2 separate regions of the Homo sapiens genome follow, and region 1 is linked to region 2. The links are chromatin loops, found by intact Hi-C in ENCODE. Cell type or tissue: CD14-positive monocyte. All regions are shown on one strand. Links, peaks and the distances in the headings refer to the core of each region. The heading gives the core; the rest is flanking DNA.

The links. Hi-C counts contacts between places; a loop is a spot of excess contacts. Peaks named below come from ENCODE experiments on the same cell type or tissue, not always from the same donor. Only the 100,000 strongest peaks of a DNase experiment are listed, where the experiment ranks them.
Region 1: a loop joins it to region 2, with 2.7 times the contacts of the local background. A loop is called at or near these places in 9 of 110 quality-filtered maps.

Annotation. Positions count from the first base shown.
Region 1 is chr16:8,953,721-8,961,720 of GRCh38, reverse strand. The region is part of intron 1 of USP7 (ubiquitin specific peptidase 7); the gene reads left to right. Among named protein-coding and RNA genes, the nearest start is that of USP7-AS1, 5.0 kb to the left of the region's middle. RefSeq lists enhancers at 1,622-1,691, 3,063-3,112, 3,543-3,602, 7,134-8,000 and a silencer at 3,065-3,359. In CD14-positive monocyte, for the core only: no CTCF peak of the experiment used is centred there; a DNase peak (open chromatin) is centred at 3,060; H3K4me3 peaks cover 4,473 bases; H3K27ac peaks cover 5,526 bases.
Region 2 is chr16:8,630,674-8,644,325 of GRCh38, reverse strand. It overlaps METTL22 (methyltransferase 22, Kin17 lysine), which reads right to left. Exons shown (of 11, transcript NM_024109.4): 4 at 9,247-9,287; 5 at 9,014-9,158; 6 at 5,164-5,235; 7 at 3,142-3,195; 8 at 2,119-2,199; 9 at 1,761-1,863. Among named protein-coding and RNA genes, the nearest start is that of METTL22, 16 kb to the right of the region's middle. RefSeq lists an enhancer at 4,663-5,163. In CD14-positive monocyte, for the core only: CTCF peaks have their summits at 8,472 and 8,690; DNase peaks (open chromatin) are centred at 11,485 and 12,335; H3K4me3 peaks cover 747 bases; H3K27ac peaks cover 5,318 bases.

The DNA of each region.
Region 1 (8,000 bases), core at 1-8,000, 320 kb before region 2:
TTCAGTTTCCTTTTCAAATGGTACCCGGTCAAGACAAATATCCAATAACACGAGCATATGGATTTCCCATGACATTGTCCTACCGCTTTCCAGGTGTTTTTGGACACTAGTGAGAATTAATAAACAGACATTACTGCAGAGCATGTGTGTTACAGACCTGTATCTTTGGGAAAATGACCAGGTCCACAAATTTCAAGGTATTTGCCCCCCCCCCCCTTTTTTTTTTTTGAGACGGATTTTTGCTCTTGTTGCCCAGGCTGGAGTGCAGTGGCGCGATCTCGGGTCACTACAACCTCCGTCTCCCGGGTTCAAGCGATTTTCCTGCCTCAGCCTCCCAAGTAGCTGGGATTACAGCCATGTGCAACCACGCCTGGCTACTTTTGTATTTTTGTTAGAGACGGGGTTTCTCCATGTTGGTCAGGCTGGTCTCGAACTCCCGACCTCAGGTGATCTGCCCGCCTCGTCCTTCCAAACTGCTGAGATTACAGGTGTGAGCCATCGCGCCTGGCCGGTGTTTGCTTTTAAAAGACTAGAGGGTGTTGAATTTTTAGAAATTCATCAGTCTCCATGCACGTTTTCAAGGCTACTTTCTTTTCTCATAAAATGAAGCTTTATTTTCATATTACAGTTTGTATTAGAAAGGTAACCCCTAGGACAGTTAATCTGTAAATTTAGCAGAATCTCAAATTGGATGGCAGAGGTTTTAGTTACTAATGCTGATTCCTTAAACTTAAGAAACTCATTTCTTCTGACTGGGCCTCTGTTTCAATTTCATTATCCAGGAGGTCCCTTTTCTTGTAGTGAGCACATGAGGCTGTGGACAAATAATAGTGCCCTGTGAGTACCCACTGGTGTGTGGTTTAAAAAGCTACTTGTGTCTTAGGCCATCTATTTCAGCCTTCCCAATCCTGAAATGTGGTACTAGCCTTACGATTGGAATGTGACTTAGGACCCGAAAGAGTGAGAGAACACTTCTGTTAAAAAGCCAGAAGGCTGGAATTTAGTGGACTCTGGTTGGCTTCATGGACCAGGCTGTGAGTGGGGTCCTGGTCAGAGCTAGAGACTTGGCACCTGTTCAGTGTCTGCCTCGGTTCCTAACGAACTAGCAGCTGGAAACTGTCAGGGTCTGAACAGCTTGAGGAAGGGAAGGCTTTGTAAACCTGGAGCATCCTGCCTGCACCTCCTGGGCAGAGTGGTTTCGAAGGAGCCTGGGAGACTGTTTCGTTTGTTTTGTCTCTATCAATAGGTCAGTGTGAGTTTGCTCTCCGGCCTCACATTCTTGGGGTTGCATTTGCTTTTGAGTGAACTCTGCACAGTCCTTGTATATTCATTGGAAAACAGCAGTGCTCTGGAATAGTTATTTTTTGAAATGCCCTGAGCAGTTAGGAAAGTGATGAAGGGTGAAGTGCGGAGAGGGAAGAGGTGGGGCCTGATGCAGTTTGCTGGGGTTGCAACCACACACTCCCTGTAAGGCCTGAAGCAGCCAGTTGCATGTTTCTAGTTGGAAGGCAGATAGAGCTGTGGAGGTGGTGGCATGATTAGGTCTGGCTGGGAATAAGGTTGCTTGGCAGTGTATTATTTATTCGCTAACTTTGGTGGCCATGGAAGTCTAGGGGCTGAAGGAGTGACTTGCATGGGTCTCTGCCCTCTGAATACTCAGATGGTCGGTGTAGACGCTATTGAATCAACAGGAAGTTATCAGGAGGCCTTGCTTCTGCATACAAACTGTTTTTTTCCCTGGTGTGGTTCTTCTGCCCAAGTGAGCAGTCTCTGTTTCAGTGTCGGCTCTGAGACGAATGGGATAGATGTTAGACTTTTCTATGACACTTAGACTGCTGCTATTAGGAGCAAATTAATGGGTCAGCTGCAGCTTCTGATCTAGGCTTCTGTGTTTTTTGTTACGGGGGTGGTGGTGGGTTTCTTCCAAACTTGTGCAGTTACTTTTCTGCTGAAGCATGTTTGGGAGTAGAATGTGAGTTCTCTTGAACACACCCAGCCAGATAAACTTGTGCTGTTGTGATTATAACTAATAGAAGATTCTTTCAAATAGCACTGTAACGAGACAAAAGTCAAATAATTCGAGAGTGTTGATTTTCCTTACATTGGCTTCTGTTGCTAAGATAATTCTTTGCAAAGTTACAAGATGAACATCAGCTCAGAGAACCCAGTAGAGAGAAATTAGGCCAAACCTAGCATCTCACTCTGATGTGAGCACGTCAGGTTTTAATGATTCAAAGCGATTCCCCAGGCTCCAGCTCTCCTGATTCTTTCAGGCTGCTGATATCCTCATTATTAATTTTTTCTCTGTAATGAAATGATCGATACTAGTAAATATAGGAAGAAGGTATCCTTTTTTTTTTTTTTGAATTAGTGTTTTGGAAAAGGAGAAAGAGGTCATTAAGTAAAAATTCATGGTATAACAGACTGTGGTGACTAAGGCAGTCTAGATTTAGAGCCATGCCTGGGTTTGAATCTGGGTTTTGCCATCTAATTGCTGTGGGACCTAATGCACATTGCTTAAGCTCTTGGTTCCTCAGTTTCTCCATCCCTTAAAGGAGGTCATTCATGCCCGTCAAGGTTGTTGTGAGACTGGAATCGCCAGGCACATCTAAAGTGCCTGGCATGGAATTTGGAGCATAGGAGATGTTCAGCACATGGTGTTGCCTTGGTGGTAGGGCTTTTGCAGCCAAGAAAATGTGACACTATGTTAGAACTAAAGTGGGGCACACACCACAGGTGGGGCCATCGAAGATGGGTGCTATGCAGAAAGGGCCCACAGTAACCATATCCGATGTGGATTAGGAAGAAGCCATCCGGCCTCTGCCTAAGCAATGCTGTTCTTGAAATCTTGGGCTTGATGTGCTTGAATAGGGATTTTAATATTAAAAGTGTAATATTTTGAGAATGATTCACTGTATGATAAAAGTCAAGTGGATTTGGTGCCATGCGCCACTGATGCTGTAGTCAGCCTGGTGGCCTTCTGATGATTCTTGCGTGAGTGCTAGAGCTCCCTGCGATGAGTGTGGGGAAGTGGAACACTAGATAGTGGCAGGAAACCAGGTCCCTGAGTGTCCAGACGTTGGGAGTCGGCTTTGAACTCTGCTGTCTCTATCCCACATCCTGTTGCCAGGCCCGTTTGGCTGTCTCAGACATCCCCTGAAAGCAGGCCCTTGCTGCCTCATGCTGGAACTGTGGTGGTAGCCTCCCTCTTGGTCCTGCTTCCAGCCTGCCTGACCCCACACTTTATGAAAGCTGCTGCCCACAGGACTTCTGTCCGTCACTGCCTTGCTGAAAAGGACTTGGTGTCCTGCCTTCTCTACAGGAAGTCGCACAGCTGCAGTCTTAGGATGGCCCCAGCCTCCTTGGTGCTGCCGGTTCCCAGCACACATGCACTTGTGTGGGCACAAACAGGACAGATACCCCAGGAAAGTGGTTCAGAATCCCACCCAGGGGCCACCTTTCCCCTAAGCCTTTCTAGTCGCCTCTCCCTGTTGGCTTGCATAAGACCCATGCACTTTTTGCCCCACCTGCTACTGTGCCGGTGGGATGGGCATTGGGGTGCCTCTTCTACACCGTTGGCTTGTTTGCTCTGAAGGTGACCATCTCAGTTTCCTTTTTTGTTAAATTTATTTGTGGGAGATGCTCATTCAGGAAACACTTTTTTCAGTGTACTCTGAGAATAAACAGTAATGCAGGAGATGGCTGGCTGGCAAGTGGCTCTGAGAAAGAGACGCTGAAGCCATAAAACGGTATTGCTTTGATAGGTGCTCATTCAGTTTTATTGCTTTTAACGTTAATGTAATGGTGTTTTTTTGATCCTTTTGGAAGTAAAAGCCCGTTTTCCAGACAAAGACATTGATAGACTTTCATAAATAACTGAAAATTTCTTTTCGGTATTTTGTAAAGTCTATTTTTGTTATCGTTTTTGTGTTTTTAATTTTTTTTTGTTTTTTTTTTAATTTAAGAGACAGGGTCTTGCTCTGTTGCTCTGGCTGTAGTGCAGTGGGCGATCATAGCTCACTGCAGCCTTAAACTTCCGGGCTCAGGTGATCCTCCCACCTCAGCCTTCCAAGTAGCTGGGACCACAGGGTCAGGGTGACCACATTTGGCTAATTTTTTTTTTTTTTTTGAATTTTAAGTTTTGTAGAGATGGGGTCTTGCTATGTTCAGGCTGGTGTGGAATTCCTGGTCTCAAGCAATCCTCCTGCCTGAACCTCTCAAAGCACTGGGATTATAGGTGTGAGCCACCTCACCCAGCCCGTTTATGGTTTTTTGCATGAGTAACAAATAGCGTGGATATCCTGCTTGATTTCCAAGGCAAAGAAGTTTTATCCTGGAGAACAAGAGTTGTAACAACATATTTCTTGCCATGTACCATGACAGAGTTAGATGTTAAATGTCACCTACTTTAGAAATTACTTGTTCTGAACTAATTTGGACTTAAGAAAGTTGGAGGAAGCAGGGTTTTAAGTGTCATGCGTAGGCAAGAAAGTCAGTTATGCCATTTTTCTAGTAAGTTAACACATGCCTCAGCTAATGAGAAGTCAGATGTGTTGAAATTTTTGAAGAGAAGCAGGTCTACTTCTGAGGGTTGGTAATTTTAACTTTTTATTTGGAAGTTGGAAACAGTAATTAGTACGTTTCTTGTATGGGGAAATACACCAACCTGAGCCAGAGCAGGGATGCTTCCAGAATTCAGTGATGACACTCCTGAGACAGAGGCTGGCAAGAACCCAGCATGGGATGGGCAGAGGGGTGTCTGGGAGAAGGCACCCTGAGAGATAGCGTCGACTTGTCTGTGTTGTGCTGCCCAGAAGGGCTGGGCATGGCTGAGGCTGCGCTGGGAGTCCTCGTGGATAATGGGGCACTGCCTGCGGGGGGGCTGGGCTCTTACTATCCTGTGCCTGTGGCTGTGTAAAGCAAATTCAGTGTTTTTTTTTTTTTGTTTTTGTTTTTTTAATACGAAGTCTTAATTCGTTACCCAGGCTGGAGTGCAGTGGGACGATCTCGGCTCACTGCAACCTCTGACCCCTGGGTTTAAGCCATACTCCTGCCTCAGCCTCCCGAGTAGCTGGACTACAGGCACACGCTACCATGCCCGGCTAATTTTTATATTTTAGTAGAGATGGCGTTTCACCATGTTGCCCAGGATAGTCTTGACCTCCTGAGCTCAGGCAGTCTGCCCGCCTCCGCCTCCCAAAGTGTTGGGATTACAGGCGTGGGCCACTGCGCCTGGCCCAAATTCAGTTCTTAGCATGCCCCTTGACGGGTGGAGACACTGTTGTGAGGTCACAGCTGTTCATAGTTGCAGAAATGCCCGTGTGTCCTTGGAAAGAGCCCATGTTATCTGCCAGGAGCTTTAACTTCATGAATGTTTGAAACCTGGGAGCGAGCGCTGTGGCCCATTCTCAAGGTGGTGATCATTCTCTTTGGGTCATTGAGAATCTAAAAACTATTTAGAAGGAAGGAGGCTCCCTTGTGAAACCAGGACAGGTCATGTGATTTTCCTGCCTGCCATAGAAGATTAAAAAATCCAGGCCCCTCTTTTTTGATTACATGCCAGTAACTAAGGTTTCCTGACATCCCGATATTGGGAGGACAGTGTCCTGTGTTATGTACTAACCTCCAGCTCTCACAGTAAGTTGTTAAACTGGCATCTGGTTTGGAAAGTGTGCTGTGTGAGTTTGGTAGTGTGACTTGTATTGCGGAACATGGTCCCATCCCAGGGTGGGGCTGCAAGTGTCTGGGTGGTAATCTGACATCTGGCTGTCTCTCTTGCCACCCCATTCACAGTACTTCAGAAAAAGTTGAGAGGTGTGTTTCCAAGGGACACCATGTGGCATTCCTCTGAATGTGTAGGCTGAGCAAACCTTTCTACTCCACAGCCCCTTAAAAAAGCTGTAAGCCATTGACCTCAAGTTGCAAGCACATTTCATCAATAAGACTTTGGGGAATAAATTATATTTCATGACTCTTAATTGACCCTGTGCAATGTTTTTTTTTTTTTTTTTTTTTTGAGATGGAATCGTGCTCTGTTGCCAGGCTGGAGTGCAGTGGTGTGATCTCGGCTCACTGCAACCTCCTCCTCCCAGGTTCAAGCGATTCCCCTGCCTCAGCCTCCCAAGTAGCCAGGACTACAGGGGCGCGCCGCCATGCCCGGCTAATTTTTTGTATTTTAGTAGAGACGGTTTCCCCATGTTGGCCAGGCCTGACCTCATGAGCTGCCTCACTCGGCCTCCCAAAGTGCTGGGATTACAGGTGTGAGCCACTGCGCCTGGCCATGCAATTGCTATTTTAAAACAAGCTTGTGAGCCTGGGCATGGTGGCTTATGCCTGTAATCCCAGCACTTTGGGAGGCCGAGGTGGGAGGATCACTTGAACCTTGGAGGTCGAGGCCACAGTGAGCCAAGATTGCATCACTGCACTCTAGCCTGGGGTGAGACACTGGCCCCAATACTGTCCATCATGTAGAAATGAAATGCAAACAGATTAATATGTAAAAAAACGAGCCATACGGAAAGAGAAACCCAAGTTTATTAAATACAACAAATGTAAAATTACATTTCAGCGGTTATTCTTAGAACAAGCATACGTGGGAAGAAATAAAAGAATTGCAGAAACTGCAGATTCATAGAAAGTGGGTATAGGTGATTAATAGTGACTGGTCCACACACCACTGTCATTCATCTCGTGGTAGCTGAGCAGAATGTTGTGTGAAACAGCAATTGCTGTTACTGTTTTTTTATTTTATTTTTATTTTTTGAGATGGAGTCTCGCTCTGTTGTCAGGGTGGAGTGCAGTGGCACGATCTTGGCTCACTGCAACCTCTGCCTCCCGGGTTCACACCATTCTCCCGCCTCAGCCTCCTGAGTAGCTGGGACTACAGGCGCCCCTCACCGCACCGGCTAATTTTTTTGTATCTTTAGTAGAGGGGGGGTTTTACCATGGATGGTCTCGATCTCCTGATCCACCCACCTCAGACCCCCAAAGTGCTGGGATTACAGGTGTGAGTCCACCGTGCCCGGCCTGCAATTGCTGTTATTAAACTACGCAAACCTCAAATGAATACATACCTTCGTATTTAGTTAGTAAAGTTTTTGGCAAGTCTTCATCTCTGTAGAAAGCTTCCAGAATACATCCTATAAACTTACAGCTAAATTGTCTTCCATTGCAAAAAATAGATTGTGGATTTGACTTTTTGAGTTACGGTTAACAGGGTAATCCTAAAATCTCACAAGCTGTATTGTGGTCCCATTGCCCATGACCCGAATGCAGTCACGCCTCATATGATGAGTTTGAGAACACGCGAGCTACCTCATGCTCTGTTTAGAGAGATGAGCGAGCCCACTGAACACGTTTGGATGTTGCAGCAGAGTCAGATTTCTTAAAAAGGTATCTAAGGCTCAATCTCCATTTCCTTTAGGTTCCCAGGGGCACCTGTTCAAAGCCTCTGCTTCCAGTGGCACCGCAGGGGGCACGTGTCTTCCCTCTGCCTCCAGTGGCGCCGCAGGGGGCACGTGTCTTCCCTCTGCCTCCAGTGGCACCGCAGGGGGCACGTGTCTTCCCTCTGCCTCCAGTGGCGCCGCAGGGGGCACGTGTCTTCCCTCTGCCTCCAGTGGCGCCGCATGGGGCACGTGTCTTCCCTCTGCCTCCAGTGGCGCCGCAGGGGGCACGTGTCTTCCCTCTGCCTCCAGTGGCGCCGCATGGGGCACGTGTCTTCCCTCTGCCTCCAGTGGCGCCGCAGGGGGCACGTGTCTTCCCTCTGCCTCCAGTGGCGCCGCAGGGGGCACGTGTCTTCCCTCTGCCTCCAGTGGCGCCGCATGGGGCACGTGTCTTCCCTCTGCCTCCAGTGGCGCCGCAGGGGGCACGTGTCTTCCCTCTGCCTCCAGTGGCGCCGCAGGGGGCACGTGTCTTCCCTCTGCCTCCAGTGGCGCCGCAGGGGGCACGTGTCTTCCCTCTGCCTCCGGTGGCGCCGCAGGGGGCACGTGTCTTCCCTCTGC
Region 2 (13,652 bases), core at 4,808-12,807:
GCTCAGGTCACGTGCCCACAATGACACTGCTGGAAAGATCAAGACAGTCCTGCAGATCAACACTTGAGGACGCCCTCCAGGTCCTGCCTGCACCCAGCACAGAATCTGGTGCCTGGAGCTGCGCATAACTATCTGAGAAATGAATGAATGAGAGGCAGTGGCAGGGGGCGGTGCAGAGGACTCCGGGAGCACAGAGAACAGAGAGAAAACTGCTGGGAAGCTGGGGTCTGAGAGATTTCAGAGAGTGAGCACCTTCAGAAACAGGTCTCCCAACCCTGCCACTTGCCTTTCAAAACCTTAGTCTACAAGATGGTTTCACTTGAAATTAAAGCTCTTTGCCTTTTTCCCTTTTCTTTCCAAATTTTTTTATCAAGAAAAATTCCAGACATGCAACAGGAGTAAGAACAGTCTATGCTGGGCGTGGTGGCTCCCACCTGTAATCTCAGTACTGTGGGAGGCCGAGGAGGGCAGATCACCTGAGGTCAGGAGTTTGAGACCAGCCTGGACGACATGGTGAAACCCCGTTTCTACTAAAAATACAAAAATTAGCCAGGTGTGGTGACGCATGCCTGTAATCCCAGCTACTTGGGAGGCTGAGACAGGAGAATGGTGTGAACCCGGGAGGTGGCGCTTGTGCTGAGCCGAGATCGCACCATCACACTCCAGCCTGGGCTGACAGGGCAAGACTCTGCCTCAAAAAAACAAAAAAAACAAAACTGTCTAATGAACCCATTACCAGCTTCAGCCACTGTCCACTTCCAGCCACTCTGCCACCTTGGCTCTTCCCGGGGCCCCCTGCCCTCACTGAGTTATTAAAAAGCAAATGCCAGACACCAACCCATTTCCTCTGTGAAGCTGGAAATGTCAGTGTGTGTCTCAAGAAGATGAAGACCTCTTCAACTAAAGTTTAACAATCACCCTTTAACATCAAATATTCAGTATTCAACTTTTCCCAACTGTCCTGATGTTTTTCCTTTACAGTTTATGAAATCAGGATCCAAATGAGGTCTGTACATTGCTATTGCTCAGTGTGTGCCTCAAAGCAAGCCCTCGGTATTATTGGTATAAGTAACACTGCAATAAATATGCAAGTACATACAGCTTTGTACACAACCCTGAGTGTGAATTTCCAGATGCTGAATTGCTGGGTGAAGAAGTCTGTTTCGTTTTACAGCTTTTGCTGTGGATTCCGAACGATCTTCAGAAAAGCTGTGGACTACTGTTAAGTATTACAGGAGAATGTGTGTAGCTATCACAAGGTGGGCACTCAATAAATGGAACCTAACATTTCAGGATATTCTAGTGGAAATGTCTGGGTGAGGCTGTTGGGTGAGGAGCTGTCCGATTCAGCAAGAGAAAGAGACCTGGGGGAGCTGAAGAGACAGACGGCACCACAGAGAGAACATTCAGGAAGAGAAGCTCTCAACAGTGTGTGCTGGCCAAGCGTTGAGGTTCCAGTACAGTCTGCATTCAAGTCCTTGTCTATCACTAACTAGCCGTGCCCTGGCCAAGGCCCCTGATGCTTCCCAGCCTTCCTCTCTTCATCAGTCAAGTGGGACAGCAGCGCCTGCACACAGGGCTAGGATGCAGATTCAGTGCAGTAACGTACACAAAGGATGAGCACAGACCTGGCACATAGTAGGTGCTCAATAAGTGGCACTGAGTAACAATCATAATGACACTGACAAGGACACAATTAGGAGGTGAGAGTTCCGCTGACACTCGGGACGTCAGCACGGTTCCCGTGGCGCAAAGCTCACCTCTTCTCCACCGACAGTATGGCTGTGCAGGCATTTTTCAATCTGTGGGCGAGTCGGGAGAGCGTTTTAAACACAGCATCAGTCAAGTCGTCGTCGTAAAACACTGTGGGAAGCAAAAAGGCCAGCATTAGAGGAAAACACGCAAATATTACAGAAATCGACTTTTCAGAGCAATCCGCACAGAGAGAATGCTTATCACCACGGAACAGCAGCAGCTTCCAGAATTAAAACTGCAGATGTGGTGGCATGTACCAGAAAGTCACTTCTAAAACTGAACTCCCGGGGGAAGTGAGGAGAGACTGCACTTGACTTCATGCTACAACAAAGGACGTGTACGGCGAAGGAGAAATTTTCTTACCTTCGGCTGCAAACAGGATGGTGGTGTGATCGTACAAGTCAGAAATTTCCTCTTGTGACCAACTGAAGGGGACCTTGGGATCTAAGAAAGAACAAAAGCACACTTTGTGCCCATTGCCTTCTCTCCTGGCCACCAACTCTCACTGGGACTGACCAAAAGGCACTTCAAGAGAAGAAACAGGGCTGGGGGTAGCTCGGTGCAGTGGGCACCACCAGGCAGACCAGACTCCCTGCTTCAGGCCCACTGCTGCCCGGGTGCAGAGTCATGGTGGAAGAGGTGCCTTTTCTGCTGAGTGTCTGCTCTAGCCAGTGAGCAGCGGGCGGATTTCAGCCTCACCCGCTGCCTTGGCCTGTGGCCCAGTGCAGGACATGATCTCCCCCTTCTGCCTGCTGGGTGGCCCAGGAAAACAGCCTCAGTTTTGCACTCACAGAAAGGGCACAGTACTACTTCCTCACAGGACTATTGGGAGGGCCGAAGGGCCTACGGTGCGCAAAGTGCTAGGCAGGTGACCAGTACTCAAGGAACGACTTTTCCCATCTGCCATCTGACAGGGAAAAAAAAAAAGACATCTTTATACAAAGAAAGAGCAAGCACCCAGGTCTGAAGTAGTCTGTGTAAGAAATATGGAAACTGTCCTACCCGGGGGGTTTCCTGGCACCACTGTTTGTTGGGAAATGGTCTGTGCCCCAGAGTCTGACAAACTCGGGTCTATGCCCCTACCCTGCTGTGTACCAGCTGTGCCCATGGGCAGTCTGCACTCACAATTCAGGGATTATCATGCTACCACACAGGGAAACCACAACACCTGGAGAAGAAAATGAACGTGAGGTGCCCAGCATGCAGCAGGCGCTCAGAGAATGACAGCTGGTGCTCATCGGCCAATGGAGAGAAGCTGCCATGCGCCGATGGGACTGTGGCAGCAGCTGGGACTACAGCTCTGTCAAAACCACAGAGCCAGGGGCACTGAGGTATTACAAAGGAATCACTGAATCATACTGGGGGACGTCCGAGAGAAACACACACCTGTGCAGAGGTCGTCCTTCAGCCAGTCCAGTTCTTTGACCCTAACTATACCACCTGTAAAAACAAACAAAAAGAGAACTTTCCAAACTCTAAACATCATCAGGAAAAAAAGATAAACTTTTACACTATATATGAAGATCCATCTATCCACCCACCCACCCTTGCTCTCACCCATCCACCTTCCTGCCCTTCCATCTTTACAGCCAGCCAGCCAGCCAGCCAGCCAGCCATCCACCCACCCATCCATCCATCCATCCATCCATCCATCCATCCATCCATCCATCCATCCATTCACCCACCCACCCACCTGCCCATCTTCCGGCCCTTCCTTCTATCCATCCATCCATCCATCCATCTACCCACCCACCCACCCACCTATCTTCCTTCCCTCCCTGCCTCCCTCCCATCCATCTTCTCATCCTTCCTTCTAGCCATCCATCGATCCATCCATCCATCCACCCACCCCCCCACCCATCTTCCTGCCCTTCCATCTATCCATCCATCCATCCACCCACCCATCTTCCTTCCCTCCCTCCCTCCCATCCACCCATCTTTCCATCCATCCATCCATCCATCCTCTCATCTACCCATCTATCCATCCTTCTGCCCTCCCACCCATCCACCCACCCATCCTTATTATCCTCCTTCCCTCCTCATCCATCATCCATTTTCTGTCCCTTCCCTCCATCCATCCGTCCATTCTTCCAGCATTTTTTGAGTGCTACGTGTCAGGGACGGTGCCAGACATAGGGAAAATAAAGATTTAAGAGTCATGCTCCCCATCCTTGCAGACCAGCTCCCCTAGGAGAGACTGGCAGGTTAACCAACAACGGCAAGACTGTGTGGCTGGGTGATGCCAGAAGGATGAGGCAAACGCACAGGAGGAGAGAGAGGAACTCATGTCAGACAGCGGATGTCAGGGAAGGCTTCCACCAGCATGCTCCCTCCATCCTCCCAGCTCTGCTGACTGCCTACTGTACCCTGAGCACTCAACAAACATTGTGACAGTGCAGAGCAAATGCAGACAGGGTACCTGCACCCACAGAGCTTGTAGTCCGGTGGGAATGGAAAACACCAATAACTAGTCACACGAGCAGATGGTAAAATGCAATCATGCAACGTGTGCCTGGAGTCTGTTGGGGGCTCTGGCCTCAAATCTGGAGGTCTGAAGCCCCGAGGGTGATGAGGACTTGCCGGGAGGAGGGACGGCAGAGCACTCAGGCAGAGGGAAGAGCAAGGGCAAAGGACTCGAGGGAATGTGATTTGAAAGACGGTGAGGTCGGCTGTTGGTGGTGGGGGGCGCTGCAGACAGACAGGGGCCAGATCCCCAAGAACATGAGACAAGCAACAGTAAACCACTGAAGGGCCTGAAGCCTGGGGGGCTGCTCGGAGGAGGCGTTAGGACATAACTGTCGTCACCCATCACATACACTCATCCCTGCAGGCCGTGCAGGGAGCAGAGAACCAGGCAGATGGAGGCGGAGGCCCATCTGCGCAGGGGGACTGGCCTGTGAGTGAGTCCTGGCCGTGCTGGATGCAGGGCTGGAAAGGAGACTGTCAGGAGGAGGCAAGGAGAGCAGGCCGGGGCTGGGCCAGGGAGGCCTGGGAATTCAAGGAGCTCAGACTTCACCCCACAGGTGATGACGCCCCTGGGAGGTTTTCAGCAGCAAGTGAAGTGGACTGGCTTGCATCTGAGAAAGGGCACTCTGGATGTTTCATGAGGACATCTTGGACGGGTCAACTAAGGAGCTGGGGAGACCAGCTCAGGGGCCGCCGCCAGTGTCCGGGAGAGAAAGAGCTGGAGTAGGATGACGCAGTGGATCTGGGAATGAGGAGGTGACCCAAGGAGCGTCCTCAATGCTCTGAAGCTCTGTGATGCCCAGACGACGCCTGCTCCCCTTACTCACCTGCTGCAAGGGACACAGACGGAGCCCTGCCTCCCAATGTCATGGTCTTGGGTGTCTGTCCTATCTGCTAAACAGAGAAACCTCCCTCCCTGGCAGAAGACCCCCTGGGCCTCACCTCCAGTGGCAGCCAGGTGGCTGTTGAGGGCAATGTTTCGCTGGCACATGGACAAGAGATCTGCACCGACATCTGGAATGACAGAGGGCAAGCCATAAAGTGCCAGCCACTACGACACTTTTATCTCCATGTTTTTTGCCTAGAGAGAGCTGTGATCAACAGCACAACTGCAGAAATTAGAGAAACGTTTCTCCTATGTGTCTTACTGCCAAAATTAAATACCCTCACCTTAAGGCTCTTTTCATTGGCTTGTTCCCTAAATAAGAGATTCTCCTCCTGATGGGGAGAGACAGTGCGCATTCCAGAGGGAAGGAGTGTGAGCTCCCAACATCATCCGAGCACATGCAACACGCGTGCACTTCCCTAGTTCATCGTTTTCATGTTTATGGCCACACAGGAGCTGGGATCATGAATCCCATTTCACGGATTAAGTGACTTGAGCAAAGTCATGCAGCTATTGAGAGCAAGAGTTGGGATTTGATCCAGGTTTTTCTAACTCCAAATTTAGGCTCGTTCTTTGACACCCTAGGAAAACTGACTGGACCAGTTTTCCGGTCAGAAGGATTTTTTCTTATGATTCGTCAGAACACAGAGCAGATTCAAACAGGCTGAGCCCACTCTCTTGAGCGCGATTCACTTTGCTGCCACCCAGATCTCCCTCCCAGCCGCCTGCTACTCTGACAAGTGGGATTTCTCATCATTTCAAGAACTAACTTGGGGTACAGTGAATCCTCACTGGCAGAAGCAGTGCTTTACCAAAAATAAACTTCTAATTAGAAGAATGTGCATGTAGAAAGTACAGGATGTCTTGTTAATGACATTTGCTTGGTCCACTGTGGGCGTGGACCCACAGTGCAATCTCCCTGGGACTAACATCTGCACCCCAGGGGTCACACAGAGCCATGTACGGGAGGAGCTCCCTGCTTGCAGAAGGGAGGGATCTACCCTATCTCCTAGGCCAAGAGAATACTGATGATATGTACCTGACAGCACACGATGGGCTTAGCAGTTTTTTGGAAACGGAGTTTCGCACTTGTTGACCAACTGAAGTACAGTGGTGCAACCTTGGCTCACTGCAACCTCCACTTCCCAGGTTCAAGCAATTCTCCTGCCTCAGCCTCCCAAGTAGCTGGGATTATAGGCACACGCCACCATGCCTGGCTAATTTTTTTTTTTTTTGTATTTTTAGTACAGATGGGGTTTCACCGTGTTGGCCAAGCTGCTCTCAAACTCCTGACCTCAGGTGATCCACCTGCCTCGGCCTCTCAAAGTGCTGGGGTTACATGCATTAGCCACCACGCCTGGCCAGGGTCAGCAGTTTTTAAACCTTTATGATAGTTTCTGTCAAAAGCTTTTAACCTATAAAACAGGTAAGAGAGGAGCAGCTCTGGCTGAGTGGGGTAGGAGCCCTGGTGCCCTGAGTGCGTTCTCCCCAGCATCCCTCGGCCAGCTTGTGGGAGCTCTGTTCCATGCAACACAATCTGAAATTCCACCACGTGACAAGCACACTGCCCTGTGGGCCAGCAGGTCCACATCAAGGGCCTCGGGTCTCATCAGCAGCTGTGGATGACCTTGGGCCAGCCTCAGTCTGCCCATTTGGACAACAGAGATAGGAACCCTGGGCTCTGCCCAGAGTCACTGTGAAGTTACAGCCAGGCACTGATGCATCTGAAAGGACTTTTCCAACTGGAACATGGCATCTAAATGCAAGCTTTCTTCCCCATGCTGGTAAATCTCTCTCAGGGATAAGACTTCTTTATAGTCTGCTATTAGGCACCAGGGACGAAGCAAAGCTCTTGGACGGCTTGACTCTGAGAAGAGCTCACTGATAATTTACATGACATTGTCAAGAAGCAGCCAATAGCGTGGCTGCACTGCAGACTCCTGACCAGTGGTTAACAGCATATTTGAAAACAGTGCCTCAGGGACTGGTGATCTCTAGCTTCTTCCTTCCTATCTCAGAAACAAAAGTCTGTGCCAGGTAACGTTCACTAGGAAGCAATGAGGTGTAAACCACATCAGCTGATACCTCTTTTTGTCCAGCAGATACTAAAGATTTAAAATATAACAACAAGGTTCACTTGACGAGATCACTACTCTCTTGTAAACAGGTATATTTGTTCTAAAGAAAGCACTCTGGCACGTTAGGAGTTTAGTTAACTTCACTGGCTGGTTTTCATCACTGTACTATGGTTGTGTGTGATGTCACCACTGGGGAGCCAGAGGAAGGGCATATGGCACTTGCTGGATTATTTTAACAACTCCTTTTGAGTCTGAAATTATTTCAAAATTAAATACTAAAAAAGAAATTAGTTGGTAATGTTCATCAAAAGCTTAAGAATAGTCTCACCCACTTCTAGGAACCTAGTGACACGTTATTAGACAACGATACACAAAGATGTTCATTGCAATGTAACTAACACCGCCCACTCCTAGGAACCTAGGTGACAGATTATTAGACAATATACAAAGATGTTCATCACAGTGTAACTGACAAATGCAAAAAAAAACAAAAACCAAAAAACCAAAACCCATAGGAATGGCCAAAATGCTCAGCAATAGGAGAAGGGTTACAAAGAAGATGAAATATTATCTGGTCATTAAAAGTCATATATAAAGTTTGTTTTTTTTTTTTTTTTTTTGAGACAGAGTCTCACTCTGTGGCCCAGACTGGAGTGCAGTGGTGCAATCTCAGCTCACTGCAACCTCTGCCTCCCAGGTTCAAGCCTCCCAAGTAGCTGGGATTACAGGTGCCCGCCGCTACCACATCTGGTTAATTCTTGTATTTTTAGTACAGACAGGGTTTCACCATGTTGGCCTGGCTGTTCTCAAACTCCTGACCTCAGGTGATCTGCCTGCCTCAGCCTCCCAAAGGGCTGGGATTACAGATGTCAGCCACCGCACCTGGCCTATATAATAATTTTTTAATGGCATGAGAAAATGCTCTTAAAATGTTCTCACTTATGAGTGGGAGCTAAACAACGGGTAAACATGGACATACTGAGTGGAAACACAGACACTGGGGATTCCAGAAGGTGACACGGTGGGAGGGGTGGGGGATTAAAGCTTCCCTATTGGGTACAATGTTCACTATTTGAGTGGAAGGTCCACTAAAAGCCCAGACGGATGTCATCACTGCAATATAGCTGCACATCAGAAACCCGCACTTGTACCCCCTAAATATATACATATTTAAAAAAGAAAATGCTCTTAAAAATGTTTTTCAACATTTTCAGCAGAATACAGTGCTGCTGCAGCTTGATTTCAGCTATCATTTGGAGGAGATTCTTACAACGTAAGCGCCCTGAGGGCAGTGCCTAGTCAGCTCCATTCACCGCAGGGCCTCCTACATCTAGAAATGAGTGGCACACGGGAGGTGACCCATAAGTTGCATATTGTTGATTCAATCTAGGGATTGTAAAATTATGAGTAATTTTTATGTACTGTTTTAAAAACCTCCTACAAAGAATGGGCAAGGCTTCTATACCCAGGAAAAAAATAATAAACTTGCTTTCAAAGGCTTCTAAAAGGGTATATTCCTCCTGTTTTTGGAGATATTTGCTCTTTCTCAGGAGTGGGGAGAGAGGTACCAGCAGGGGCGCTAGGCACCTCCTGAAGCTCAATGGCCTTATAGCCACTGGGTGACGCTGCTGCTGCTGAGTGGGTATTGCTGGGTCATTTTGATGTCACTGAGAATAAATGGAGAGTGGAGAGGGCCAGGGGACCAGGATGGCAAAATCAACAACAGCTAACATCCAATTTCCAGTGCCTCTGCCTCTTTTTTTATACAGTCAGTGCATGCTTTGTGAAGGTGACTACTTCCCTGCAGCCTGAGATGTCACCTCATTACCTGTACAATAAACGGTCCGTGCCATGGTGGCTGCGATGATGCTAGCGAGCCCCGTGCCGGCCCCGAGCTCCAGCGCTGTACATCCTCGGAAGAGGTCCTGTCGGAACAGGATGTAGTCTGCCAGGAGCAGGGCGCCCCGCCACACCTGGAGGGAAGAGGACAAGGAGCGACAAGCAGCGTGAGGCTCTGCAGGGACCCATCAGGGCCACAGGAAGCGGACAAGACCTACCCACCTGCTTGCCAACATCCTCCAGGGGCGTGGCCATGGTGTGCTCTGGATGGGACAGAAACCAAGAGAAATGCCCACTGTGAAATGGGGATGGACAGAAAACCACAAGACAGGACAGTGTGGCAACCGCCAGCACGGTCAGATGGGCGTCAGAGGTTGGAATGAGGCGTTCTAGAGAGCAGCAGAAACACAGGCTGTGCTACTGGTTAGGAGGCGACTTTTGAGCACCACTCAGAGGATGGGAGCTTTTTGGAATGGGGCTCACACTCTTTCATGTAACTGGGTATCTCTGCCCTACAGCCCAAGGCTAGGGAGGGTCACAATTAGGTTTTCACGCAATTTAATTGCACCCACATGCAGTGCACTACTTTTTTCATGACCAATAATTGCAAAGTTACAATCATAATATATTAATTTATATACTACTAATAATCACAATTCATTCAAAAGTATTTTCTTATACTGAGAAACATACTTAACTTCATTATTTTCTCATACTTAGAAATCTACATTAGAAGTTAACAAAAAAATAAGTTTAAATTTACATCCTTTTTAAAAACGTTGAAAAGTAGTATAAGTATTCTCAAGTGCAAAATATAATATATTTTGTATTTATAATATACCCTAATAGGATCAAATTCTGGTGGAGGGGGGAACACAATGGAAATATAAGATCAAGGAGAAAAGGAATGAAGCAAAGCATTTTTTGTTGTTAAGTAAGAACTTGCTTGTCTAAGAGCTCCCGAGGAGGGAAAATAACTTGCTCAAGTATTTTTAAGTGAGATGGTAACAGCTATCGCCAATCGCTCTGTCTGTCCCCGAACCAGGAAAGAAATCGACTGTGTAGGGTCCTCTTGGGCACCTGGGCCACTGTTCTCTGAGGGCTCCTCCTGGGAAAATCTGGCCAAAGATTTCAGCCCTATGGGCAGTTAGAATCTGATCTCTGAATAAAGTGACTAATGGGTTGTCCACCAGCATCTTGGCTAGATTTGACATGGTGGCTTACAAGGCACTTTTAATAAAACATGTTCCTTTCAGAAGGGCTTCAGATTGCTACGTCCTAACACGTAGTCACCTGGTTTGAAACTGGAACAGAAATACACCTGCCGAACCACCTGATGCAAAGTTCCTTCACTGAACCAACATTCACTAGACAGACACATTCTGTGAGCAAGCCCTGGGTGCCACTGAGATTCTACCTGATTGGCTCACATGTATATTACAGAGAAAGACACTGACTAAGGTTCAGCATTACTGTTTGTAAAGTTAATAGAAAAAAAAGCACCTTCTCTGCATGAGGCACTGGGCTAAATGCTTTCTCATTTAATCCTCAAAATCACCCAATGACAGCTTCGAGTATTATTGGATGAGGAAAAGGTGGCTGGGTGAGGTTAGCAGGCTGTGGTCACAGAGAGGGTGAGTGGCAGATGCGGGGTTCCAAGTCAGGTCATCTGCAGTTTTCTGTCTCTTTCTGTTTTGAGACAGGGTCTCACTCTGTCATCTACGCTGGAGTGTGGTGGCACGGCCAAGGCTCACTGCAGCCTCCACCTCCCAGGCTCAAGTGACCCTGCCACCTAAGCCTCTCGAGTAGCTGGGGCTACAGGTGCATGCCTCCATGCCAGGCTAAATTTTTTTAGTTTTGTAGTTTTTGTAGAGATAGGGTCTCAGCATGTTGCCAGGGCTGGTTTCAAACCCTTGGGCTCAAGTGATACACTGCTTTGGCCTCCCAAAGTGGGATCATAGGTGTGAGCCACCGTGCCCGGCCTTTTCTAGCTCTTCAGCCTGCTTGGGGAAGGGAGATGTAGAATCTGAACCATGCCAGGGACACGGTTTAAAAAGCCTGGGGCAGAGCCTCCCAGGATGAAAGGGACAGGGACTCGCTGGGCAGGCTGAAGGCTTGTGTGCTTGTGCGTGGAGGGGAAGGGGTGTCTGTGGTCTACAGACCCCAGGCCCTCTGTGTCAGCGTCCCTGCCCAGTTCCTCTTCCCCAGTCCCACCCATGCCATCTCCTGGGTGTGGCTCGTAGCCTCCTCTCCTCTCCTCTCCCTCCATTGGCCTGGGAAAGCTTCCTCCTTGCCATCTGCTCCCTAACCCCAGCTGTCCTAAGGGTTCCTGCTGCCAGGGGAACCTTCTCATAGTGATCTTGGTCCTATGTGATTGGTCACTTCCTTCCAGGGGTCTCGTGGACGTAAGTTCTGCCTCCCAGCTGTCCTCAATGGGTGGCTAGCTTCCCTTGAGGGAGAATGAGGACTCTGAGGTCAGAGACCTGTATGACAACCCAGTTTTGTCATTTCCTAGCTGGGTGACAAGTCACTTAACTTCTTGGAGACAGAGCTACAGTTTCCTCTTTTGCAAAATGCAGAAGTAGCCTCATCCCTCATTTCTAAGGCTGTAACAGTGTTTAACCAGACAGCGCTTCTGAGAGAGCACAGGCTCGGCAGACATCTGAGAACCATTGAGGTGGTCAAGGACCCCAGCCCTTGCACAGGTGGAGATCACTGAAGCCCAGAAGGGGGACATGACCAGCCCAGGGTCATAGTCTGAGAAAAAAACATCTAATTAGATCAAAATGTGTCGAGATGGCCGGGTAGTGGCTCACACCTATAATCCCAGCACTTTGGAAGGCTAAAGCAGGAGGATCGCCTGAAGCCAGGAGTTTGAGACCAGCCTGGGTAACGAAGTGCAAAGTGAGACCCATATTTTTCTAAAGCCAAATAGAAACAAAAGAGGATTTAAAATGAAGTCATTTGGGAGTCTGACCAAGAACTGATCTAAGATGTGCTTTCTGCTGATGCTGATAACACGAGAAAACACCAGGGCGAATTGATAAGGGAGAGAACAAGAGGCTCAGGGATGGATCAAAGGAAGAAGCGGATGCTGTGCAACTCCCTGGGGCCAGATGGAAAAAGCCAGAATGAATTCCCCAGGAAGCTGAGTGTGGCCGACCTTAAGGGCACTCTCCTTTCTTGTGTCTGACATCCTCGACTCCGGAGTGCAGAGATTCCGAGGTCTACCCGACCCCTGCCCCGTTTCAGGCACTTGCTAGTGTTCGAATGGGTAAATATGCTTCTTCATGACTCATCAGGATAGTCAGAGATCACAACAAATGCCCAGTATGTCAGCCCTGGGCCGGGCGCGGTCCAGGTGGCTGCATAGGGGTGAGGAAGAAGGATTCAGTCTAGGGGTGGAGGCCCAGGTGACTTAGGGACCTCCCTACCCAGGGCCATCTTGGGGCTCCCACTCCTGTGAAAAGTCAGAGTTTATATTTAAATAATCCCAAAGGTATCATGAGAACATAAAAGACCAGCCTGAGGAACTATCCCCATGAGAAACTCTAGGGCTAGCAATGGGATGAGACAGTGTTAGAATCTCACCTGTCCTTATCAGATTCTAGAATTACGTCTTATCTCATTTGCAAACTGGGTCTCTAGACCTGCAGGAACCTAGACTGTTCGTCAGCCAGTCTCCCTCCTCCCAGCTTGGGCCAGTCCCCAGGACAGAGGCTTACATTTACGGAACACTGAATCCGTGCCAGGCATTACGCTAAGAGCTTTGTATGTGCTGTCTCTCTGAATTCCTTACAACTGGAGGAGGTTGTACCCCTTGTACAGACAAGGAAACTGAACTCAGAGAGGCTAAGCGACTTGCCCGATTCTCCAGCAGGAAGGCACGGGACTCAGAATCTGACGGCCTGAGTTCCAGCCCTGCCTTTCTCGAGTTCTCTTGGGGTCTCACTTTATTTCTACAGTGGGGGAATTGAACATAATTTCTTTTGAATCCTGGGTCTGTGGATTCCTGGCAGATCCCTGGATAAACTTTTTAAGGTTTTGTCAATCCCTTGGAATAGTTAAGAAAACACCTATTTTTCTTTTTCTTTAGAAAAACCAGTTTCTCAAATGGGTCTATAACTTGAAAAAAATGGGTTGATTTACGGGTCAGAGGAAAAGGGTTGTGAGGCGAATGACGTCTGCTTACCATCAACTCTGCGCCAGGCCCTGCTCCTGGCGCTCACTGGGCATGTTTCAATAAATTATCACTAAAACCCAGGGACAGTGGTTCCCCTGATCACGTGGTTCTGACCATGTGGTTCTGAGTGGGTAAGACATTTGTCTCTGGTCACCTGGCTTGTGAAGATGGAGCTGGGCTCAAAATCCAGCCCTGCAGGATTAGATCAAGTTTTGCAGATGAAAGTGCTCTAGCCAGTTTGAAATAATCACGAATTACTACCTAGGTTCATGCATTAGCTACCATTCCACTCTCCTCCGTCAGGGCAGGTAGTGAGTGACTGACAGCTGAAAAAGTGAACTTCCAGGTATACAGACAAGGGGGCCTCACCGTGAGGTCACCGGAACAGGGCAGGAGGGGAAGCTGGTCACAGGCCAGCCTCTTCCCGAGGGACTTTGTTCTTAGC